Linked DNA regions of Homo sapiens: region 1 is linked to region 2. A link is a loop called in an ENCODE intact Hi-C map of the cell type or tissue named here. Cell type or tissue: PC-9. All regions are shown on one strand. Each heading gives the region's core, and the rest is flanking DNA. Links, peaks and the distances in the headings are about the cores only. Region 1 overlaps MIR548A1HG (MIR548A1 host gene). Region 2 has its middle 160 kb from the start of MBOAT1.

Region 1 (9,158 bases), core at 3,460-7,459, 1.5 Mb before region 2:
ACCCCTAACTTCAAAGAACCCGTGATCAAAATTTGTGTCTATGTGTGCGTGTGTGTGTGTGTGAATGAGGGAGATACACAACAGGTAATTATGATATAACACAATAACTGATATACAGAAACATGAACATTTTGCTTGATCCATAATTAGTCAAATCACTAATCTGAGTCTCTTGTTTTTACCCACTATTCCATGCTCCTAATAAAAATAACATTTGAAAATATCAACAGGGATATCTAAATAGATACACATTCATGTCCTATGTTTTGCAGTATGGTGTGCATCCTACATGTACAGGGTCGATTTTTCTACCTCCCTGAGATAAGCTCCCACATTAATCTGCTATGGTACTACTTTCCTCCCTTTATCAATGATTCAAAGAATAACAAGCCAGACATCCTTGGCAACTGAAATCATTTCAATGTATTGAAATCATAAGGTGTACTGGTTAGCTATGGACTGTGCTGTCTCTTAACCCATTCAGAAAGATGAGGGTAGCCGGGCGCGGTGGCTCAAGCCTGTAATCCCAGCACTTTGGGAGGCCGAGGCAGGCGGATCACGAGGTCAGGAGATCGAGACCATCCTGGCTAACACGGTGAAACCCCATTTCTACTAAAAATACAAAAAATTAGCCGGGCGCCTATAGTCCAAGCTACTCGGGAGGCTGAGGCAGGAGAATGGCGTGAACCGGCAGGCGGAGTTTGCAGACAGCGCCACTGCACTCCGGCCTGGGTGAAAAAGAGTGAGACTCCGTCTCCAAGCAAAAAAAAAAAAGATGAGGGTCACCAGCAAAATTTCTTTCATTTTACATTGTTGATATCTCTGTTTTAATCCGTAGTCCTTGTGGAAGGTGGCTGTTGCCTGTTATACCTTGTGAGGGGGCTTAGCTAATCAACCCTTATTAATTAGTCACTAATATGGGCTATGTACCAACAACTGTTTTCACTAAGTGGTGGCAGCACTAATTGATGGGGCATAATGAGCCCCTCCCGAATTACGAAGAAACATTGCTCCTTACCCTCTGTAGATGATCCCTTATAGATGAAGGGCTACCAAGGGAAGGCTGGAACAGGCATGGGATGGCAGGGTCTAATTTGTTTTTAACCTGCTTCTAAGAAGTTGCTTAATTAATATAGGATTAGCACATTTGAAGGCTTGAACAGGTGCAAACACACACTTGTAACCAGCTGTGTAATTGACCGCAGTGCAACAAGCCAGGTCTGAGCATGCAGACCTCACTAATCACCTGCTGACCTCCTATCTGTGGCTGTAAAAAGACCTGTTCTTTTTAGTGCAGGATTCCCTGAATCTATCTGGAAGGCCATGTATGTTGGGATGAGTTGAAATTTTTGGTTTTTGAGCAAACCTTTGTAAATGGGTTCATCTCCACATATGATACCCCAGAAACATTGCTGCTCCCCTTTTCTTGGTTTGTTTCTGTGGCCTTACTAACAATCTGGGGAATCTTGTGGATGTTGTACAGATGCTCCTTGCCTTCGAGGGGTTACATCTCAATAAACCCATTGCAAATTGAAACTATTATAAGGAAAAATGCATTTAATACACCTATAGGTTTATCAAATGTCATAGCTTAGCCTAGCTGACTTTCAACATACTCAGAACACTTATGTTAGCCTGCAGCTGGGCCAAATCATCTAACACAAAGCCCATTTTACAATAAAGTGTTGAACATCTCGTGTAATTTATTAAATAACATACTGAAAGTGAAAAACAGAATGGCTGTATGAGTACTCAAAGTATGGTATTTATTGAATGTGTATTGCTTTTGCACCATTAAAAATGAAAAATAATTGTAAGCCAAACCATTGTAGTCGAGGATCATTTGTATATGCTGTGGTAAATAGGTCTCCAGGCTTAGATCTCAAAGAATTCCAGAGTTCTAGGAGCCTTTAGGAATAGCTACCTAGTTCAGGGGTTGGGAAACTGCAATGTGGAGCCAATTCAGCCTGCGACTTGTGTTTATAAACCAAATTTTGTTGGAAAACAGCCATGCTTATCTATGTATTTATCCATGTTGCTTTTGTGTTACAATGGCAGAGGTGAGTAGTTGTGTCATTGAGCATATGATGTGCAAAGCTGAAATTATTGACTCTCTGGCTCTATACAGAAAAAGTTTCCTGACCCTTGAGATCAAGGGTCCAATCCATACTATATTTTTCAGCTTTTGTAGTAAAATTAAGTAAATTGCCCTTTATAAAAAGTTTTCAAGGAGCTCACTGTCTAGCAGAGGAGATGAAATACCCAAAATATGTGTAAATTCCTTCCAAATTGCTATTTCTCGTACGTGAAATCTGATTTTTAAAAACTTCACTTCTCATTATTTTTTATTTTCCTGCACAGTAGATTGGGATCTAGGCCTAAATCTAGTTCCTATTCAGTCTGTGTCACCATACCTGGCATCAGTGTATCATATATTTGTTAATTTGTTTATTATCTGTCTTCCTCTATCACAATGCAAGCTTCACAAAAGAAAAACTTTACATTTCTTATTCACATATCCCTAGGGCCTAAAATAGCAACCTGAAATATACTGGATACACAAAAAAACTGTGTTTTATGGAATCTAAGAAGCCATCGGTTGTAAGTTGTACCATTATTTTATATACCACTAAGAAAGAAAAAGCACTGGCAATTAGTCTGTAACACATGCTGAGTCTCCTTGATTGAAAAATACATCCTTGTTCCAGAATTGTTAAGATGTGAAACAATATGCACCTTAAAACCAATGAAGAAGGAGAATTGTCAAGTAGGTGGGAGAAGTGGCGATCTTATAATGATTTTCAAGGCTTAGCTAACATTTTGTCTCAAACCAAATCACAAATATTTATTGAGTAATTGCTTTGTGCAATATTCTGGCCTGGTGCTTCCTCCAAATCATCCCTTACCATAGCACCTTGGGGAACTCCTTGGCGTGCATCCCCCAAGCTGTAGAGACTCAGAGTCTGACGAGCCAATTTAGGACTTAATTATATACTCCTTTTATTGATCACCATTGTTTCTAATGACATAGTCTTTTCTCCACAACTAATTGGTAAGCCCCTTGAGCGCAGGAACTGGTTTTTTAAAGAATGATGTATTCTTCACAGTGCTTTCCCTTTCTGTTACCCAGGGAGCACATGGCAATATAAGGGCTCCTGGGATTGAATCTTAAGTACAGAGAAAACCTAAGAATGCTTTTAGATAGACAGATAAGAGACCAGTAGAGAAGAGCAGATTGAAGGTATGTGTGAGAAACGTTATGTAATGAAAAGATAATTGATGACACACACTTCCAGAGGGTGCTGGCGAGATTGATTCAAAAGCACACGGCTAGGGCACTGAGTAACGAGAAAGAAGTTGCAGATGAAGGATAAATGGACAGGAATAAGAAAGGGCTTCATCATTTAAGAATCTGAAAGAGACAAAAAGGTAAGGAAGGGACTAAATGGGAAGAAAGGGAGAAAACAAACCTTTTCTAATCTCATTAGCTTCACTCTTCCAATGTCCTCCCCACCTCTTCTCAAGGCTCCAGAGAATTTGTCTCCAAATGAAGCCCATTCTCTCTTCTTTCTTGTTAATACTGCCTCCTCTTCTCCCTCTCTTCTTACTACTTTCCCTCCTTAGGCCTACTTACATCTTCTTTCCTCATCAATTCAAAGCTTTCAATTGGTCTTTCTTAGTAAGACATCTCTTTCTAGATTTAGACATATTTTAGGAATTATGAGGACAGAAAAGCAATGCAGGGGAATATGGGGAAGAGGAAGGAACCTGTAATTTATGAATCACTTTTTTTTTTTCACATCTCCTAGGATCTTTACCTAGACCTTTCATTTAATCACAGACACCTTCCTTTAAAATTTTAGATACCCGTCCAAGGGTTCACTAGCAAAGCTGTCGCATGAATTCCAGTCCTCTGGTTTCAGAACCCATATACTGTGCTGACTTTTTTATTTTTATAACATCATGTTGCCTTTCTATAGAGGTAGTTCCTTCTTCTAATTATGAAAGGCTCGTGCTTATGTGTATTCTTATGTTTAATGCCTAGTTTTCATTACTTGAAGAGATTTTGGCAAGATTTAGTACTTTTTAAATATATTTAATTGCACAAGTAATACAGGTCCACAGGAAAAACGATTGAACAATCGTGATAGGCAAAATGAAGAAAATGAAAAATTATCCAGCATCCTTTGTGCCACGGCTTTCAAAATCAGTAAGATGAAAACCAATCCTCCTTCATTACAAAGTATTTTGAATAAGAATATAAGCTTAAGTGCTCATTCAGCAGCAGACAGACATGGGCTAATAGCTCAATGGCCTAACATTTCATCCCCGGACCAAAGCATTAGTTTTAGGCCTTCTTGTGTGGGATCTGTGGATTGTTTTATTTTCTTTCCTAATGAGCAATTGGACTAAAGGATCAGGTTTAATTATAACTAGAGTCCCTTTCTGTTTGTACATCACTGCAGACCTAATTGTAGGCTGGCATCCCTGCTGCGGCCTGAGTGGTCATTAGCTTGCTGATAATGAACTATGCTTGTCAACATGGCCTCATTAACCATTGTTTTTTTTTCAGCAACATGGTTGTAAGGGTTTGAACTTGTGATTGAGGATGTGCTGGACTCATCGTGCTGAGAGAAACTTGTCCAGTTACGTGGTTAGAACCAAAGAGTTTTGGCTCAGACAAGTGATGCTATCCAAGGATAACTGGATCTATGCTGCAGCCTCAGGAATGTGACATGTCAGGAAGAACCCTGACCTGAGAGTTAGAGAGTGAGATTCTTATCCCAGCTCTGTGCTGTGTAGCCCTGTGACTTTGGGCTAATTGTATCACTTTCTGTCCTCTAGTTTTCTCACCTGAAAATAAGAAGGTTCTACTCAATGATTGGTGAGATAACTTTTTGTCAATAAAAATAATTTTGCATGATGCTTGTGCAAACATTTTTTTCCTTTTTTTTAATCAGTGATTTTATCTTCTTAGGTTATACACTAGAGGGCAGTGGTACATTAATATTATAAACTATGAATGCACTTGGTACTGCATTCAGCTGAAAGTCATAGACATTTGAATTAGGAAGGGATCTTATCTATTTCTCATTCAAAATATAGGAAGCTGTTCTGTAGTGTCCCCAACAGATATTCTTCATGACCCTGTTGAACATTCCTAGTGTTGGGAACTTTGCTACTTCGCAAGGCAGCTTTTTTTTCTTGTTAGTTCTACTTATTAGAAAGTTATTTCTTCAATTAGTGAAAAACCTGCTTTCCTATAACTTTTATCGCTGGTCTTGCAACATGGCAGAAAACTGTATCGCCTTCTTGTAATGGCATTTCACATCTTTTATAGAGTCGTATTACTGAATAACTGTATTTACCATTTATTGGTAATTAGTAATTGTAAATTATAATTTATTGAGTATCAACTATGTATCAGCATTGCACCAGGCATCTTATTTACATTATTTTATTTAATTCTCACAATAAGCTCTGAGGGAATTTTCATCTTTATTTATCTGTATTTTACAAAGGCTCAGATCAAAACCACGTAACTGGTAAGCCATGTAGGTGGGATTTGAACCTAAGTCTGATGAAAACCCCCTGCCATTGCTCACAAAACAACACCTCCTTTTATAAAGGTGAAGACATAAGACCCAGAGAAGGGAAGCAACCTGCTTGAGATCACACAGTAAATAGGAATAGAGTAGGAACCGGATTCTAGATCTTTGGAGAACACATTCAATTTTTCTTTGCCGTACAGCACAGTGCACTCAAGACCGTTGTCATTTAAGTCCCAAATCCTCTTTTCTATATGTTAAATGTTCCTGTTTCCCCTCATTGTTATTCCAATGGTTTCTTTGCTGTCCTGTCATGTCCTCTGAGTGTGCTCTTAATTTGCTGCATCCTTTCTTTCTTTCTTTTTTTTTGAGACAGGGTCTCACTCTGTCACCCAAGATGGAGCGCAGTGGTGTGATCTTGGCTTACTGCAGCCTTGACCTCCCAGACTAAGGTGATTCTCCCACCTGAGCCTCTCGAGTAGCTGGGACCACAGGTGCACTCCACCATGCCTGACTAATTTTTTGTTGTTGTTGTTTGAGACAGAGTCTCGCTCTGTTACCAGGCTGGAGTGCAGTGCCACAATCTTGGCTCACTGCAATCTCTGCCTCCAGAGTTCAAGTGATTCTCCTGCCTCAGCCTCCCAAGTAGCTGGGACTACAGGCATGCCACCACGGCCAGCTAATTTTTGTATTTTTTGTAGAGATGGGGTTTTGCTGTGTTGCCCAGGCTGGTTTCGAACTCTTGAGCTCAAGCGATCCACCTACCTCAGCCTCCCAAAGTGCTGAGATTAAAGGCATGAGCCCATTCTTTCTAAATTATAAAACTCAGAATTCAAAACAGTGCTCTGTTTGAGTAGGAGAGAAGTCACTGAGACTGTATTTCCTGTCATTTGGACTTAATTTTCTATTAACATTGTCTAAGGTTGCATTAATATTTTAATATAATGTTGGCTTATTTCAAATATAAGGTCAAACATACCTCTTGTTCCTTTTAGTTTTATTTTTATGAAATATAAGAACAAGACAGAGTGGTCCTGTTATGTTCCTATCGATAGAAAAAAAATCCTCCCTATCTGATGAAGAGTCTTTCTGAATTGATAGTAACCTAGAATAAATTTCTGGGTTCTTAAGATATTCAAGGCATATGAACATGAAAATACTTGCATTTCTGGGATGATGATTGGATTCATTTTATATGTCAACATCCATGGTTGTTTTTGCTTTCCTATCAGAAATGCATGCTTGCTGTGTGTTGTAGACATTCATTGCTGTTTCCTTCCTGCCTATTATCTTTTGTCATAGCATGACTTTGACATCCTTTTAAAAAAGGCTATGTGCAGCCCAAGAGGAGCTGTTGATCAAAGGGGCCCTGTCCTTGTCTAGCCAAGAGTTGGGCATACGAAGCAATGCTCTTTGCCTCAGGACTAGAAATCCTGATTCTAGTGGTATGGAATGGAGAATTAGCAGTGACTGATTCATCCTGGTAACACCAATGCCTGACTTTTCAATATTTCCTTTGATCTGTGAGCCAATAATTTTTAAATATATATATGCATATATATAATTTTAAAAGTTAGAATCAGTTTCTGATGATTGCAGCCAAAGCAATCCTCACTCATACATCAATCTTTGGGATATATTTACTTTTTTTGAAATAGCCTTATCAGAAAGTTCTACCTTTTCATGACATAGCAGAATAGCTCATCTATCCAACAGAGTTTGTTAACCTATCTATCATAGAAACTTTTCAAACAATTTTTGGGATGACAGTTTTTAAACTATGTTTTCCACATCTAATACAATGGATGTGTGCTGAAAAACTAGTGAGAAGTGAAATTTCATAAACTGACTTTCCTAAGGGCAATTGCCGGTCAAAAAAAAAATCAACGTTGACATCCAATGTTGAATCATTTTGAATGCTAATCATCCATCTGTTTTATAAATTTAAAATTTGATGAATTTAGCTTTCTTTTTTTCCAAGAGGGAAGCATTCTCATGTTTTTAGTTAAATGCTAATTCATGTTTGAAACCTATTAATATATAGTTTTGGTGGCAATATTATATCTTTATTTAGGCTGTGTATCATAGGCATTAAACCATCATAGCAATGGGACCTTTTCAATTCTGTTTTTCTTACTGTGTTCTTATCTGCACACTGGGCATCTCTTTCATGTGGGAAAATTCCAAATTCATTTGTAGTTTTATTCCTGACTTTCTGAGCTTCAGGTTCACATTCTCAACTTTTTGCATGAAATATTCATTGGATTTTTCTAAAGGCATATACAGTTCCATGTGACATCCTCAAACCAAGTTCTTTATCTCAAAGGTCAGTATTGAGAATATCATTTGCTACATTATAAATCACCTCTTTGATGGTCCAAGGTGGAATTTTCTCCCTGTTTTCAGTACAGAGAAGAAATGAGCTTTTCCTAAGTCACTGACTTGCTCAGTTCTCACGGACCCTGTGGCTCTTCCAGAGTTGTGACTATTAATACAAAGACTCTTTGAGCCAAAATCATGGCCTCTCTGGCCCACTTGTGGCTTCCACTTACTTTTCTATCCCTGTTTTTCTCTGGCTTCATTGTTTTCTTTCTTTTAAAAATTTTTTATCTTGTTATTTTACCTTACTGTATAGTATACATTTTTGGAAGCTTCTGTAAATCTTTTTATTTCCCACTGGATAGTAAAAACTAACCACATGGATTGGTGCCTTTTTTCCACCTGTCTTTTTCTGTTGTTTAAAATTCATCTCTTTGTTAAAGGCATCTTTAAGCTGCCTACCTCTGAGGCTTAAAACTTGGAGTCATTTAAAGTGCTCTCTATCCTTCATTCTCTGTGTCTGGTTGTCCTGTTCTCAGAAGTTGTTCAGTTGTGCTTCCATAATATCTCTTGCAAACTGGAGAAAAAATGGAAAGGTGGTCATCTGTCTGGAAAATTAGGGGACAGAATTTGAGGAGATGTAATGATCTCCATCCCTCAGATCACTGATCTTTTGGTAAAATCAGCTGCTTTCCCCCCAGTCTGTTCTATCTTTTACCTTCTTACTATGATTATTCTACCTGGATTAATTAATTCTTCATTACCAGTCATCTGGATGACTAAAATTATTATATAATTGATTTTTTTTTGTCTTTAGACCAGTGATTCTCAAACTGGAGCATGCATCCACATTCCCTGAAGGACTTGTTAAAACACAGATTTCTGGACCACACTTCCAGAGTTTCTGATTCAGGACATCTGGGGTGAGGCCCAAGGATGCGCATTTCTGGCATGTTCCTCGGTGCTGCTGCTGTCCTGGGGACCACATTTTGAGAATCACTGCTCTAGACTGTCCCCTTCTCCATGCTACACACTGCTCCCAGGGTATAGTTCTTGGAGGAGTGCTACTTTTCTCAAAAGTTTTCATTGCCCCTGGATTGTTTATTGAATTTATTTTCACATGTCAAATGTCCTGCCTTGTATTCAAGACCCTGAATGATCCTAATGCAACTTGTCACTTTCATTTCCTGGTGTTTCTCCCTAGTCTTGTAATACTTTTTCTCTTCCTTTCCTAATCTCTGCTTATTGATGATCCACTCGTTCTCTAGGGCTCTACTCAAATCACATCTA
Region 2 (9,158 bases), core at 2,258-6,257:
CCATACACAAACACACACACACACACACACCACACATCCATGCCACAACACACCCCACCACACCCACAAATGTCACACGTACTTTACTTAATAATTTACCAGATGGAAATTTAAATTATGAGATACTGTCTGTAAGTAAATTAGAGTAAGTCGGTAACTTAAACATATTCACTAAAACCCAAATCCAAACTCGCATTTTGCCACAAGTTACCCTTTACTACCATTTACTCCAAACCATCAGCTGAGGTGTTGGCATCAACAGGACTACCAGAAAAGGGAAGCAACATTTCCTCTGCACAGAGCTTGGGGGCTGGGAGGGACCCTCTTTTACAGGCATGAGTGAAATTAATGTGAAAGAGGCAAGAAATCTTACTGTGCATTCCTGTACATAGTACATTATCTCCTCTCATCTGGAAGCATCTATTGAAGGGCAGGCTACTGTAGAAGGCATTAGGATTATCAAGACAAATTTAAAGAGAAATAGTGTGTTTGAATTTAGCTGTCAGCATTCAAAGCTGGGAAAGACAATAGTTTGATAGATTTTGTAGATGGAGAGAGAGAGAGAGAGAGAGAGAAAGAAAATCTTCTAAATTCTTTTCCTGTATCAGGAAACAAGCCTGAGGGCTCAGGTCTCAGACTTTCTTCTATAATGTAGATAAGATTCCCATTCTGCTTATGACAGGCCATTATGCTTGTTGCCCTAAAGTGGAAAGAGGATATGCCAAAGAGGAAGACGTACAGATAGAAAATTCTGAACCTTTAAGAAAAGTCTAGAGGCTGCCCCCAGAAGGAGATTGTGGGAAGAGGAGATGAGAAAGGCCAAGAAAGCAAGGTCCAATATCAAGGTTCTCCCGGTCCACTCTGGGGTGGAGCAGCTTTTAAAATATCCAGTAAGGGCTGGGCGTGGTGACTTATGTCTGTAATCCCAGCACTTTCGGAGGCTGAGGTGAGCAGATCACCTGAGGTCAGGAGTTCGAGACCAGCCTGGCAACCATGGTGAAACCCCTTCTCTACTAAAAATACAAAAATTAGCCAAGTGTGGTGTCACACACCTGTAATCCCAGCTACTCAGGAGGCTGAAGCAGAAGAATCGCTTGAACCCAGGAGGCGGAGGTTGCAATGAGCCAAGATCATGCCACTGCACCCCAGCCTGGGTGACAGAGCAAGACTCTGCCTAAAAAAAAAAAAAAAAAAAAAAAAATCCAGCAAGGTATACGAGAACCCGCTGGTGGCACCTTCCTGGGGTATAGCAGGGTGTAGTGGCAAGCCTTCCCCGTGGCCCAGGACACAGGCACAGCCTCATCAGAGGAGTGACCTGGTGAGTCTTCTGACATTCCTGTCCCAGTAGCGTGCATGGGGACTCAGGTAACCACATGCCTCACTGTGATGATGCATAAAGAACCCACACAGGCTGGGTTAGAATGAGGATGCTCTCAGGTGGGGGCTTTAAGAAAAGGGACAAATGGTCCAAAGCCAGATGGAACCAGCATTTCTCCATGATCACCAGACCAGGAAGCAGGAAAGGCCAACCACTCTGTCTCAGAAGACAGTGAGGACATAAATGGCCTCACTGCTAAGAGATTGCGTGCCACCTGGGGTGGGTGGTGAGAGCCAGGGGTGGGAAATCTGAAAGATCCAAAGAGGCAGAGCCACAACTACACATCAGACTAGGTTTCTAGAATTTTACTAGGTGGTGTCCCCTGCCCTAACTGCCCCAACCCCTCGCACCTACCCAGCAGACAGGGACTTGTGTGCAAGATGAGAACAATAAAGAGACCTGGTTTTCTTTGAGCAGAAAAGTGTAACATGAGCAAATTTGCCACTTGAGTTCGGCAGCTTCAGGAAGTCTCAATTAGCTACATGTATAGACGAAATATTCTGAACCTTGGAGAAGATGCTACTGGCTTCAAAAAGACAAAATTTTGGCTAGATGCAGCGGCTCATATCTGTAATCCCAGCACATTGGGAGGCCAAGGCAGGAGGATTACTTGAGGCAAGAATTCGAGACCAGCCTAGGTAAAATAGGGAGACCCCCCCATCTCTTTAGAAATAAAAAATAAAATTGGCTGGGCACAGTGGCCTATTCCTGTAGTCCCAGCTACTCAGGAGGCTGAGGTGGGAGGCTCTCTTGAGCCCAGGAAGTCGAGGCTACAGTGACCCATGATGGCACCAGTGCACTCCAACCTGGGCAACAAAGCAAAAGTCTATCTCCAAAAAAACCAAACAAAATTTAATCCTTTGACCATGTGATTTTGTATCGTATGTTATACTATATTATGTATTATGCATCATGTGTATACATTATTTAGACATTTTTTGCTTTTAAATTCTTCAAGTGGATGTGCCTAGGTAGCTGGACATTTTGTCTTCTCGTCCTTCATCCCGGGTCCGGGTCATCCCACACATGCACCACCTCTTGGGCAGATCAGGGAGCTCTTCTGCTCTGTCAGAAATGAGACAGGAATGGAACAACTGGCTGTGTGGTGAGGTAGGGCCGGGGAGAGGAGAAACTCAGGGGTACAAGGGTGAGGGGAGGGAGAGAGACTCCTAGTAAGTCTTCTCATGAGGTCCGAGAGAGAAGCAGCCACATGATGGCTACAGAAACAAGGAATGAAAGCTTTCATGTCTGGCGTGTGGAGCACATGGGGCCATCTGAGTGCTTTCTCCAACCTTGGAGAAGGCACTTTCTAGTCTCTGCACAAGGGAGATTATGAATTATGGATTATGGATTGCAATGGGGATACTTGAGTCAGAGGTAAGAAGGTGAAGTGCATGTCCTACTGGAAACTGTGTGTGTGTGTGTGTGTGTGTGTGTGTGTGAGAGAGAGAGAGAGAGAGAGAGAGAACACGAGTAAGAACAGCAAGACTGGCTAGTAAGAAATCTACTAGGAATGCATTTCTAGCATGAAAGGCATGATCCTAAGATTATACATAAACACAAAGAATCAGCAGCCCAATTACATTTCACCTGTAGTCCCAGCTACTCAGAAGGCTGAGGTGGAAGGATCACTTGAGCCCAGGGAGGTCAAAGCAGCCGTGAGCTGTGGTCATACCGCTGCACTCCAGCCTAAGCGACAGAGCAAGACCCTGTCTCAAAAACACAAACAAACAAACAAACAAAATGTTATTTTATTCTTTTTTGTAATTTGGAGCAATTTTGATAACTAAATAATATTTAATTAACTCAAATTTTCTTTTCTAACAGTTGACTCCAACTTTCTTTTTGAACCAGGAAAGAAATACGTTACACATGGATATGCTAGTCAGAAACAAAAGTCATGGGTAAAGTAATGAATTTTCAAAGTTACTTTAAAACAGGCCCATTTTTGTATATGTATGTGTGTGTTTTCAACCACCATGGCTTCCCAAAATTAAAATATACTGGGAAATGGGGGACTATAGGGATGGGGTGGAGTAGAGATGAACAAACCAACATTTCCAATTCCTGAACAGGATTCCCCCAACTTGCTATTAAGACACTGGGCTGCATGCAGGATTCGGAATGTTCATATATGGACAACCTAATCCATTGTTTTATTTTCACTCCTTCAGCCCAAACAAGTGTCCTCACTCTCTTCTGTCTTGCTTCTGGATCTTAATGTTTGCATGAACAAAACATTAAGAAACGAGAGAGCAATCCAGTGTAGCAAAGCGCTATCGCTGCAAATAGTCATCTTGAGGTTTGTTGGGATTTTCAGAAAGTAAGACACGTTCACGGTTATGAGTGGGCATCCGATTTACCTGCTAGAAATGTAAGTGACTCTTCACATGGGCCCTTTTCTCCAAAAACACCACCTTTCAGAGAGATGAAGTGAAGTGGGGAGACTAAGAATCTAATATTTTCAGCTACATAAATTCATTTCAGCATAAACTCATCTCAGCTTGAAAATCTGAACAATGTAAATTTACTCTCCAGAGAGAAAGATAAAGAGAAGAAACGGCAAGATTTCTCCCTGGAATCTGTTGAGAATAAAGAGGGAGCATGGGTGTGGGGACGTGCATTTTGTGCTGTACCTTTGAAAAGAGAACAGAACACAATGTCCTAAGATAAATCGTCATTTTCTGAAGCCAGCATTTTCTCCCAAATTCTTAAGGAAATGTTGCCACCTTCTGGACAAAAGCTTAGTAAGCATTCACCACAACCCTGCTTTCCAGCTTATTTATAAACTCGTTTACATGAGTTAATAAATAATTTTGCTGTGACTTTTCTATTATTCTACCTGCACAGCACTGATAGCCTCAAAAACTCAAGTCACTATAAAAGCACTAATCATATGCCTAACAGAACAGAAAGCCCACTTTGCCAATTAAGCAGATTCTTCAAGAGAGAAATAATCACACTGACAAAGTTTACCAGATTTTAAAAAATCTCATTCATGGACTTCTTAACTCTTACAGGGTTTGAAGAATGGTGGGTAGACTCTCAACCAGGTTTTCTCTTTACAGTTTTTTTTTTAATTACAACTTCTCTCTTTTAATAATAGGTTCAAATTCATCTAACCAAATAGTCTTGAATTTGATTTTTTTTCAATGTATTTTAAGGTCATCAGTAATATTTTGAGCATTCAGAAACAAAGACATCTGTGCTCATATCCTGAGAATTTGTAAAATGCTCACATTTCTTTACCGTAATGGGTGGGCCCTTCCCATCAGTCAATTCTCATTACCAATGTTTTCAATAAAGCAAGGCAGTTAAGGTGGACACGCTTTATGTGAAGAGCTATGCATTGTGCAAAGAAGGCGCCTGCCCACTTAGTACTGAGCATCTTCCCCATGCTTACGCCTGAGGTTTGCGTCTCCAACGTGGAGGAGTCTGCAAGACGACGAAGTTCATTGCTCTGCTGGATGAGGACCGCATTACTTGATCTTCTCAGCGCTGTTTAAATGTCCAATAAACCCAATGTCCCTCTTCATTCAGGATCTCGCCGAGGGCTTAGAGGAAAGCTGCAGTACTTCTCAGAGAAGCTCTATTCATTTTTCTGAGGATGTGGCTGATGAAATTGACAGCCCTGTCTTCCTCATCCATGTTTTCGCAGGTGGGAAATTCGGTGGTGAAGCCCCAACTTGCGGCATGTCCCTAACACTGCTGATAGCCTTGTCTTCTGTTCTCCAGCCCTTCAGGTGGCTGACCAGGAGCCCTACTGCACGATCTAAGGTGTTAACTCAATTCTGTGCTAGACCGTTGCCTTGGTTTCCCCCACAGTCATTGCAGCAGCGGGCTACATGGCATCTCTGCAAATTAAAGAAGTGCACGGAAAGGAGAAAAGCCAACTGTTTTGACCAAATCGCAGACAGTGCTTTTCCTCATCCACCAGACATGAGAACCAATGGAGGCAAATGGAAAAAAACACATCCTTCTTAGAAATCTTGTTTGGGCCGGGCGCAGTGTCTCGCGCCTGCAATGCTGGCACTTTAGGAGGCCGAGGCAGGTGGATCACCTGAGGTCAGGAGTTTGGGACCAGCTTGGCCAACATGGTGAAACTCCGTCTTTACTAAAAGTACAAAAATTAGCCGGGCATGGTGGTGCGCGCCTGTAATTCCAGTTACTCGGGAGGCTGAGGCAGGAGAATTGCTTGAACCCGGGAGGCGGAGGTTGCGGGGAGCCGAGATCGCACCACTGCACTCCAGCCTGGGCGACAGAGCAAGACTCTGTCTCTAAAAAAAGAAAAAAATGAAAAGAAAAATATCTTTTCGTTTTGAATGGGGAAGCCCCTGGTGCAGAAATGTCTTTGGTACTGGTGATAATCTGGGCCTGTGAGTGCTAAATTGATTCTCTGTCCTGCAGGGGCTGAATATCAAGGAACAAATGCATTAATCATGGGAGAGCCTGTGTGCCAACGAGCATAAAGACCACTGCACCCAGCAGCGGCGATTGCGTGAACCTTTCCACAGACCACACGCTCCGAAGTAGCTCTCTGAAGTCTCATTACTGAATGTGTAGGGGAGGGATGGGGGGTTGCATCTGACTTTCACTGAAATGTGCATTTAGAAATAAGTGTATTTACATTTAGTTTTATGTTTAAAAAGGGGGGTAGGGATGGGGAATCTTTGGGCCACAGTCATTATAGATGAAACAAACACACGGACACAGATAACACACACGCGCACATGCACAAAAGCTTTCGGGGAGAAACAGAAAATAATGTTTTGCAATTACAGTCCACAGCTGCTGCAGTTCCAGTGTGCGTGTGCTACACAGGTGCGGCCATTATAACAATGAATAGCGCACATTAAACGTGCCATCCATAGGGGTAATAATACTAGGGTTGAAAAGGTATTTTCATTTGCAACCTGATGTTAGGCAGAAAATAAAATAAGGCATTTCACAGCCAGCCTGATGGCTCGGCTACCACATGGGAGGCCCAAGCCTGAGATGAATCTGAGACCCTTATGTGTGTGTCTAACAGTGGGAACCTGGCCATGGTTCCTAGAGAGACCGTCAAATTTCTTTCTGTTCTAAAAAGCCTGCTGACCATGAAGTGGGGGAAACTGAGGCTCCACACAGTTTATCCAGTTAGCAGTATCAGCCAGCATGACATCTATCCCTGCCCAGCGCCTACTAGTGTCTGGATCCTAGAAATAGTGTTGGGGGAAAAAATACAGAGAGAGGTTCCCCCATGGGTGGGGAAGTAGAATGGCTCCCACAGAGAAGGAACCCTGGAGGAGGAAGTGGTTTTGAGACAGCTCCCCTTAGGCCCTGTCTCTGCACCATGCCATCACTAAGCTCTACCCCACAACTCAGCAATGTTCTTCCCTGGGACAGCCCCAGAAGGCTTGGCTCTAAGCCCAAAATAGCCGACCTGCTTTGCTCACCTCTCTCTTTAAAAGCCCAGCAGCAGAATGGGCCCTGTATCTCATTTCATTTACTTTCCACAGCTTCTCAAATCACTAAACTCTTCACTCTTGGTGGACAAATTCATCTTCAGGCAACCAAGACATTCATGAAGATTGGCAGTTGGAAAACGCTGGAAAAGAGACAGCTTTGGGTAGTGACAAGAGAGTGAGCTTTAGAATCAGAGGACAAAAGACCCCATCTCAGCACGGCCAGCTCTGTGATCTTGAACAAATTATTTAAACTCTCTGAACCTCTGCAAAATGAGGTTAATAGTATCTGCTGCATAGGGTTGTCGTAAGGCTCTAATGACACCAAGTATGTGAAAATACTTAACGCCAAGCTTGGAACTAGCAAGCACTAAATAAATAATAGAGATTATGAGAGTAACTTCCATTTCTTTATCTCATAATAGAGATTATGAGAGTAACTTCCATTTTCCTGAGTGGGTCTGTGAATAACTTCTAACCCATTCTCAGCAATAAAATGGAAATCTCTATCAAGAAAGGAGAAAAAAATGTACTACACATATTTCTCACAACCATAGAGGCAGCTTCAGACCAAACATTTCAGGAAGGCTGTTAGAAATGTGTAACGCTCTGCAGAATAATTGTTTTCATATTGTCTACTTTTAACAGTGGTAAAAGCAAACAATAAAACAAAAAATAATGCATGTTGTAGAGTGAATTTTAAAAAGCTGAGGATCCATCAGACCCAGGTGGGTGTTGGCGTGGCTCTCATGGACTGGGCATGCTTCCCCAGAGCCCAGGTGGAGGGCCGCCCACAGCTTGGAAGTCTGGAAGCCCACTGCCCTGGCACGGAGTGGTGCAGGGGTGTGGGAGCACGCAGCCCTCGCCAGAATGAAAGCCGTCCTAGGGAAATGGGATAGGCCCCAGTTTACCAAGGAAGGTGGGAATACAGCTCTTTTTAGAGGCCTTAAAAGTGAGGAGAGGATTAAAATTAATTTAAAACTTCACAGGAAGCCTGCATAATGAAAACAAAACTTGATTGCAATGCTGGCTGGCACACTGTGGATCTGGAAAAGCTCACACAGCAGAGCTCTGGATAGGTTGGAGCTCACTGGGGAGATAACAACAAAACTATAGTGATGGTGATGATGATGATGATGATGATGTTAGTGGTGGTGGGGGTGGCAGTGATGGCGAAACAAAAGTCTTATCAGCCAATCTCTCATGGATCACAAAGCCCTGAGGCACTTTCATAATGTGTTCATTCATTTACTTATTCTCCCAGCAAAAGTTGTTGACCATGTAGTATGGACTAGCATGATCCTAAGTCCATTAATAAATCACCAGACCCCATGCTCAAGAAGCAGAGACAGGCATATCGACACATGATTCTAAAATTCCACATAAAAGTGTTTGGCAGAAGAAGAACAGGGTGCCATGAGAACACTTAGGAGGGGTAGCTAATTTAGACTGGGGGTTCAAGAGAGGTTTCTAAGAGGAGCTGATGCCTAGACTGAAGGTAGATGAAGGAGGTATGTGCAGAAAATGCAGAAGCCTAAGGGTGAGAGTACAGGTCATTCTGCAAAACTCAAGTGCAGGTTGAAGTGTGAAGGAGGAAAAGAAGAGCAGAGGCTGGAATGGCAAAAGCTGGTCCAGCCCTATATGCTGTGTGTACTAAACAGGGGTAAGGGTGAGGGGAGATCTTTGGGCCAAAGTAATTACAGATGAAATATACACGCACACACACACATGCACACACACACACACACACACACACACACACACTCAGAGTGGTAGCTGGACTTCAACACGGCGACCAACAATCCCCACTCCTTGTGTAGCCCTCCTCCCAATACTGTACTAATATTAGTGACCCATAGAGCACTGTGACCAATAGAACATGCCAGAAGTGATGGTATGCCACTTCTGAGATTAGGTTATAAAGGACATTGCAGTTTTGCTCTCTCCAATCACTCACTCTGGGGGAAACCAGCTGCCATGTCTTGAAGCAGCCCTTTGATGAAATCCACCTGGCAACAAACAGAGACCTTGTGAGTGAGCTTGAAGCAAACACTTCAGCCCCAGTCAATTTTCAGATGACTGCAGCCTCGTGAGAAACCATGAGCCAGAACTACCCAGCTCAAGTGTTTCTGAGCTTCAGAAACTGTGGGCGATACTAAATGTTGGTTATATAAAAGCTGCTAAGCTTTGGGCTAATTTGTTATGCAGCAACAGATAGCTAATACACCTAATAACATGGGCAAAACATATATATATTCCTATGTTAAAGAGCAGGTTGTGAAGAAACACATTTAATATGATCCTCCTTTTTACACATTACAGATTAGTTTGTTGTA

What was found. Hi-C counts contacts between places; a loop is a spot of excess contacts. Peaks named below come from ENCODE experiments on the same cell type or tissue, not always from the same donor. Only the 100,000 strongest peaks of a DNase experiment are listed, where the experiment ranks them.
Region 1: it touches region 2 in a loop (8-fold over the local background); 16 of 110 quality-filtered maps call a loop at or near these places.

The regions. Positions count from the first base shown.
Region 1 is chr6:18,523,530-18,532,687 of GRCh38, forward strand. The region is part of intron 1 of MIR548A1HG (MIR548A1 host gene); the gene reads left to right. Among named protein-coding and RNA genes, the nearest start is that of MIR548A1HG, 5.4 kb to the left of the region's middle. RefSeq lists an enhancer at 4,063-4,698. In PC-9, for the core only: a CTCF peak has its summit at 5,020 (motif pointing right); no DNase peak of the experiment used is centred there.
Region 2 is chr6:20,052,477-20,061,634 of GRCh38, forward strand. No RefSeq gene overlaps it. Among named protein-coding and RNA genes, the nearest start is that of MBOAT1, 160 kb to the right of the region's middle. In PC-9, for the core only: a CTCF peak has its summit at 4,118 (motif pointing left); no DNase peak of the experiment used is centred there.